Regions from separate parts of the Homo sapiens genome. Here region 1 is linked to region 2. The links are chromatin contacts, found by Hi-C in ENCODE. All regions are on one chromosome and are shown on one strand. The core of a region is the stretch at or near the end of the contact, and the rest is flanking DNA. Distances in the headings are between cores, read along the strand shown. Region 1 holds the start of RNF227 (ring finger protein 227). Region 2 holds the start of DNAH2 (dynein axonemal heavy chain 2).

What was found. Hi-C counts contacts between places; a loop is a spot of excess contacts on that map. Pooled maps may share reads with other maps.
Region 1: a pooled map shows a loop between it and region 2 (2.3-fold over the local background). The contact joins the promoter of RNF227 here to the promoter of DNAH2 in region 2. A Hi-C loop is called at or near these places in 1 of 50 pooled maps.

What each region holds. Positions count from the first base shown.
Region 1 is chr17:7,914,489-7,917,651 of GRCh38, forward strand. RNF227 (ring finger protein 227) reads right to left here and starts at 1,801. Exons shown (of 2, transcript NM_001358699.2): 1 at 1,191-1,801; 2 at 1-1,089. The coding sequence starts at 1,707. The coding sequence ends at 1,034. RefSeq lists an enhancer at 519-1,452 and a silencer at 1,431-1,740.
Region 2 is chr17:7,716,348-7,719,720 of GRCh38, forward strand. DNAH2 (dynein axonemal heavy chain 2) reads left to right here and starts at 1,397. Exons shown (of 86, transcript NM_020877.5): 1 at 1,397-2,452.

The DNA of each region.
Region 1 (3,163 bases), core at 551-3,050, 200 kb after region 2:
GTGAGCCGAGATCACGCCACTGCACTCCAGCCTGGGCGACACAGTGAGACTCTGGCTCAAAACAAAAACAAAAAAACAAAAAACCCTGCCAGAGTCTGATTCAGGAAGTCTGGAGTGGGATCCTAGAGTGAGACTGTGCACTTCCGTTGACAGTACACCAACACTGCTGGTCCTTGACTATGACTTTATGGTCATAAGATACAGGATTCTAAAATAGAATACATGGCATATATACAACAGGTGATGTCCCATTATGGGACACAAATTTTAAAGACACTTAAAATTGTATAAGTATCTTTTCAGTAGCGCTAGTGTGTTCCCGTGACTGTAAAGATAACACAGATAATAGCAAAAGTTTGAAATATGATGCCTTTCAAATGGCTCTCCCTTCCTACTTTGATAGGCTCTAATTAGGTGCCTCACATAAATGCCCTTTGGAATTTCTGATACCTGCCCTAGCAGGTTGAAGGGAGATTCTGAAATGAAGCAAGGCTCCTAATCATAGTCACAGGCAGGGAGCCATCTCAATTTCTGGAACACAGAACTGGGAGTGGGGAGACAGCAGGCATACCAGCACCCTTACATGCCAGAGAAGTGAGATTAACATGACGCGAAAATTAGCCTCTTCTCTCCCGTTCCATCTTAAAAAAAAAAAAAATTCAAACCATTGACAAAGAATTGCTAAAATGGGACCTGTTGCTCCCACACACCAGAGCCACCCTGGACAAAAGCCAACGTCCCAGCTAAGAAAACAGTCTGTCTTCTTCCCACGGTAACGTAGGCTTTGTTTATATCATCCCTTGGCCACTCCATCCTGAAAATGTAAGACTGGCACAGTCAGTAGATGGGGGCGAGTTCGTCTAGGAGCCTCCCCAACTCAGCATCAACACCTCCCAGGGCGTTCCCTCCTGCCTTCGGCTCATCTCTCTCATCACATGCCAATCCTGGGATCTGAGAGAGAGTAGTCTTGACATCAGCCCCCGCGAGGCTGCAGCTCCCACCTTCCTTCGGCTGTAGCTTCCGAGTTCCTCGGTTACAACGTGCAACGGGTCAGGTGGCCAATGTCCTTGATCTCCGCACAGTAGAGCACTGGGGGAAAGAAGAAGGGTTAGTGGCAGCAGGAGCATGCCAACGAACCTCGGTATTCCTCGGCGCTCTCTCCCCTGCATCCTCCCCGGGCAGCCCCTCACCGTTGCTAGGCAGCGGACGCCGCCAGCGCCGCGCAGGCCCCAGGACCCTGTCCCAGAGCCGCCGGAGCGCGCGCCACCCAGCACTCCTAGGCCCCGCCCCCTTCTCGCTCTCCCCTTCTTCCTCCGCCTCTCCGTCAGCGTCGCTGCTTTCCTTGGCCGGGTTCCCAGCCTCATCTCGTTCGCACTTGGCCCGCGCTTTTTCCTCCAATCGCGACCACAAGTCCGAGTCAAGAGCCATCTCCGTGAGGCCGCCGCGAGGGAGCTGCGAGGGCGCGCGGCAGAAGGGGCACGTGACCACGCGGCGCAGGCGCACCACGCGCGCGGCCGCCCCGCCGCCGTCCCCGCGCGCCGCCAGCTCGCGGAGGCAGGCGGTGCAGATCGTGTGGCCGCAGCGGGCGCGCGCCGTTCCGGGCAGGCGGCGGGGCGCGCGGCACCCGAGGTTGAAAGGACGGTAGCAGATGTTGCAGTCCAGCTCGCCCCGCTCCGGAAGAGAGGGTACCCTCACCAAGAGCTGCATCGTGCCCGCCGCGGACTCGAGGACGTCGCTAACGCGGCCAGCTCCGTGAACAGAACGAGCACACTCTCCTGGGGCCGGGTCGGGTCCTGGGGCCGGCGCCGCGGCCTCTTTCCCCTTTAAATAGGGGAATAAGTGAGGCCCCACCCTTCGGAGCGTCACGCCTTGATCGGGCCGCTCCCTGTGGCGGCACGTGTGGGGGCGGTGGAGGCTTGAGGCCGGGAATGACAGCAATGATGGAGTCGGGGAGGCGGCCCAGGCCATGCCAGGACCGGAGCCCTGGGGGCCAAAGCACCCATTCCTCCCTACTCCCGGGGGAGCGGGGTGGGGCTTTCCTTCTTCCCCCAACGCAACGCCAGCGCTCCTTAATTCTACCATGTACAAAGCCCCGGGTCTCTCTCTGCGCCTGAGCCCTCAGTCACTGGCACAAGTCTCTAAAGCCCCCTCCGCCTATTCAGTTGCTCGCAGTTAGTTTCACAATCCCACCCAGTTTCCAAACACGGCCCGTTCTGCCCAACCTTTAGTGGTCCCTGGGCCTTTGAATCGATTTTGCCCTCAATTCTCATTATAGATGACCTCTCTGTGTTGTTTGTAAGGCTGGCTTCCTAAACTTCATTCTCCCCAAACTGCTTAACTCTCAGCTGGTATCTCAGCCTAAGGAGGGACCTAGATGCCAGGACCATGGCTTTAGGAATGCTGGGAATCCTTTCCTTCCGGAGGCCTGGACACCCACACATCGTGATGGCCCCAGCAAAGCTCCCCAGCATAAGTTCTGACTCAGGGGTCTGACTTCTCCCACTGGTAAACAGGACATGGTACTCACAACCCACATTCCCCTCATGGTGCCACACCCACACACAGCTGCCTCCTCACCCTCCTCTCCTGGACCTGCAGCCCAGGTTCTGTTATGGAGGGTGATAACACAGTCTAGAGCCAGCTGGCTTGAGTTCAGATCCTAGCTTCCACCTCTTACTAGTTGTGACACTTTGAGCAAGTTACTTAATTTCTCTGGGCCTTGGTTTCCTAGTTTTAAAAATGTGGATAATAATAATGAGGACTGAATGAACTTATATGTGTAAGGTGCTTCAAATGGTGTCCAGTACACAGTAAAACACCAGGTAAGTACTATATTAGCTACTATTGTTATCCTGTGCCCCCAGCCTATACTGAATTCACATTAACTTCTGAGTACCCAACATTTTCTTTTTTTTCTTTTTTTTTTTTTTTTGAGACGGAGTCTTGCTGGGTTGCCCAGGCTGGAGTGCAGTGGCACCATCTCGGCTCACTGCAAGCTCCGCCTCCCGGGTTCATGCCATTCTCCTGCCTCAGCCTCCCGAGTAGCTGGGACTACAGGCGCCCACCACCACGCCCAGCTAATTTTTTGTATTTTTAGTAGAGACGGGGTTTCAATGTGTTAGCCAGGATGGTCTCGATCTCCTGACCTGGTGATCCGCCCGCC
Region 2 (3,373 bases), core at 147-2,646:
CTTTGGGACTTTTCCCTAGGGGTTCTGGCCAACCACATCACCTCTGTCTGCCACCCATGGCCTATCTGGCTAGAGGAACACCTCCACGTTCCATCTTAGCTGTGCTAGCTGTGCAGCTGGTTTTGGGGTGGGCGGTACTCCTCTCCTTCCATTCCTGCTGTCAGCAACAGGAGTCTGGCTGGGCAGGAGGAATTATTGGGGGTCGGGGGGAGGGAAAGGGTTGACACTTCTGGGAATAAAGATACGGTAGGTGGGAGGGTGAGGTCAGCGCTGGGATAGGGTGTGGTTAATCCACTTGCTCTTCAGGAGTACCAGGGACTGCCACTCCTGGTAGTGCCAGGCTGGCATAATGAGATCTGTTAGGTGTGAACGCCAAACAGAAAATGGGGGAACTGAGGTGCCAGCTTCTCTTCTCCTCATCCAGCAAAGAAAATGTCATAAATTTCGCTCCTCATGGAAATGTAATCAGTGGGCTCGCTGCTGGCTTTGTCTTAATTAGGCACTATTGATGGAAACAGGGAGGGCGCCTTCCCATCCCCCCACTCGGCTTCCTCCCTGTATTTCCCAGGTCTCCCCAAAGCTCCTCCCGGCACCAGGTACAGCGGTCTTCCAGGCGCCTTCTAGCAGCCCCGGCCCGCAGCGCCCCCTGGCACCCTCGGAGATGTACCCCGGCCCTCATAGCCCTCCCCTCTCGCCTCCTCTCTCACGACGCAGCCTTTGTTCCTATGGAGAGCGAAGCCCCTCCCAGGCCCGGTCACCTTCCCCAGGGAGTCCCCGCCTCTCATCCCCCCCAAAAACCAGCGATGCCTTCGAAAGCCAATCCTCAGATTCCCAAAACTCCAGTTCCCGTCTTCCCTCCCTTTCCCCGCCCCGCGCCGCCCCCCCGCAATCCTAGACCCCAATCCGAACTAAGAAGGGGGAAGGAGCAGGAGGGCAAGGGTGCTCCAGGCCCGGTTTTTCCCCCGGATCCAGCTGCACCCACGGCTGCCTGGAAATCCTGGAACGCCTTCTACATCGCGAATATCCCTCGCCGGCCTGGCGCCCGGCGCCATCTGCTGGACCCGTTCCGGCTGGGGCGCACAGACCTGGGCGCGGGGTCGGGCGATTGGGTTCTCCCTGCCTTTTCAATGTCCTGCGGGGCGGTGGCTCACTGTCTCTCGCCCCAGCCCTTCCAGCTGGGTCCTGACACCAGGCCCCCCGCACCCTTCGGCTCGCCAGATGTGGCTACTTTCCTTTAGTCCCGGAGCCTTCAAGCCCTGGGTCCCTGAGGGGTAGACCTGGGCGGGGTGGGGCCGCGAAGCAGGGATCCAGGGCGCCTGCGCGGAGGAGGCGGGCTCCGAGGGGCCGCACACCGGCCACTCGCCCCTCCCTGCCCGGGGTTGCCATGGGGACGCGTGCAGACGCCGGCCCGAGAGGGCTGCGAGGGGCAACTTCTTAGAGTGGCCCATCGGTCGGTCTAGGGAGGGGAGGGTCAGCGTGGCAAGGTGTGTGTCGGGGGCAGAGGGAAGGAGGGAAGGAGTGCTGGGGAGAAGGGGCAGTAGTGTCGGGGTAGGAAGGGACAGTTGTTGGGGAGAAGAGGCAGTTGTGGAGGGAGAGGGAGCAAGGAATATTTGTGTGGGGGAGGGGGAGGAGAAGGGGCAGTTGTGACAGCTGGGGGGGAAGAGCCATTCTGAGGGGAAATTTGCCTGCTGGTAACCAGTTTAAGGATACCAGCTGCTGGTATAAATACTGCTGGATAAATACTGCTGGATTTATACTGCAGGATAAATACTGCTGGCCCCTGCGGTATTTCCTAGTACTAGAGTGAGCCCCGACTTAGCAGAGCAGTTCCTCCTGGGGCCTGCGGTGTGGGATCGCGTGGTGAACCCCACGGTGCATGCGCCTCAGGCTCTAGTTTGAGGCAGGAAAGCGCAGCTTGATGCTTCTCTGGAGACTGATGGAGGAAGCCTCCTTGCTGTAGTTGGTTTTATTGATTTGCTGGCCTAACAGAACGTTTTTCCTTGGAGCAAAGTACAAATCCTTCAAGTTTGAAATTCATAACCTGAGATCAATGCCTGTGGCAGCCTGTGGGGATGAGGAAGGAGAGCCACAGGTGCCGTTAGGCTGCAGCCTAATGAAAAGAGAGTGCCCAGCGCCTCAGACTTTGCGCCTGGGATTCTGAGCACCTGTCCGAGATCCCCGCTTCCTGCCATCCTACCTTTCTGAGAGAGGCACCACTGTGACCTTCCTCGTGCCCCAATTGCTTTTTCCTCATGACACAATTTGAAATTTATGATTGGATGACTTTTGTCCTTCTTTCTTCCAATCTGTTCTCAGGGCATTTTGAGTCAAATAAATGATCCTGACTGATCTTAACCATTAGCACAGAGTTCCTCAGCCAACTCTGCTAAGAGACCTCAGTACACACAAAACAGTGTTCCTGCCCCTCAGGACTTCAAAGCGATAGACCCAGGTGGCAAATACTGTTTTTCTCTGTTTACAGATGTTGCAGATTTTAGTGGGATTGGGAGGAGCATATTTCCATTTAACTTGGGAGGAAAAGAGGTACATAGGAAAATCATCTTGGTTTGCTTGAATGATTGAACAGTGACAAAGGATGGGGGATGTGCACCCCTTCCTTGATCCTCTCTCACTCACTCATGGTCCTGGAGGGTAGAGTGGATGAGGGTTTGGGCAACCACACTTCAGCTTGATAGATCTTTTCCTGATTATCTTATGTTCTCATACCCCGGGGCAGAGATAGAGGTTCTAAATCCTCATTAGTGGGGTGTCTGGCCATCTTTTTTTTTTTTTTTTTTGAGATAGAGTCTCACTCTGTCAGCCAGGCTGGAGTATAGTAGCATGATCTTGGCTCACTGCAGCCTCTACCTCTCGGGTTCAAGAGATTCTCCTGCCTCAGCCTCCCGAGTAGCTGGAATTACAGGCACGCACCACCACTCCTGGCTAATTTTTTGTATTTTTAGTAGAGACGGGGTTTTGCCATGTTGGCCAGGCTGGTCTCGAACTCCTGACCTCAGGTGATCCACCCGGCTCGGCCTCCCAAAATGCTGGGATTACAAGCATGAGCCACCGCACCCAGCCTGGCCATCATCTTTAACTCCCATTTGTTCCTAGTGCCTTGAGGGACTGACTTTGATTTTTAGCCCAGTGCCCCGAAGACAGTAGGATATCCTAGGGAAAAACAGCAAGGCCTCCCAGGCCCCTGTGGAGTACAGAGCCCTTGTGGTTAATGGAGCAGGGTGTGGGTACCACCAGAAAAGATGATCATATTGAGTTTCAGTCAATTTATGAATTCAAAAGGGACTGCTTGTATCAGGGGGCTGGTTCAGGGGTGGTATCTGCTTGTAGACTCTCCACTCCTGTATACCTGTAG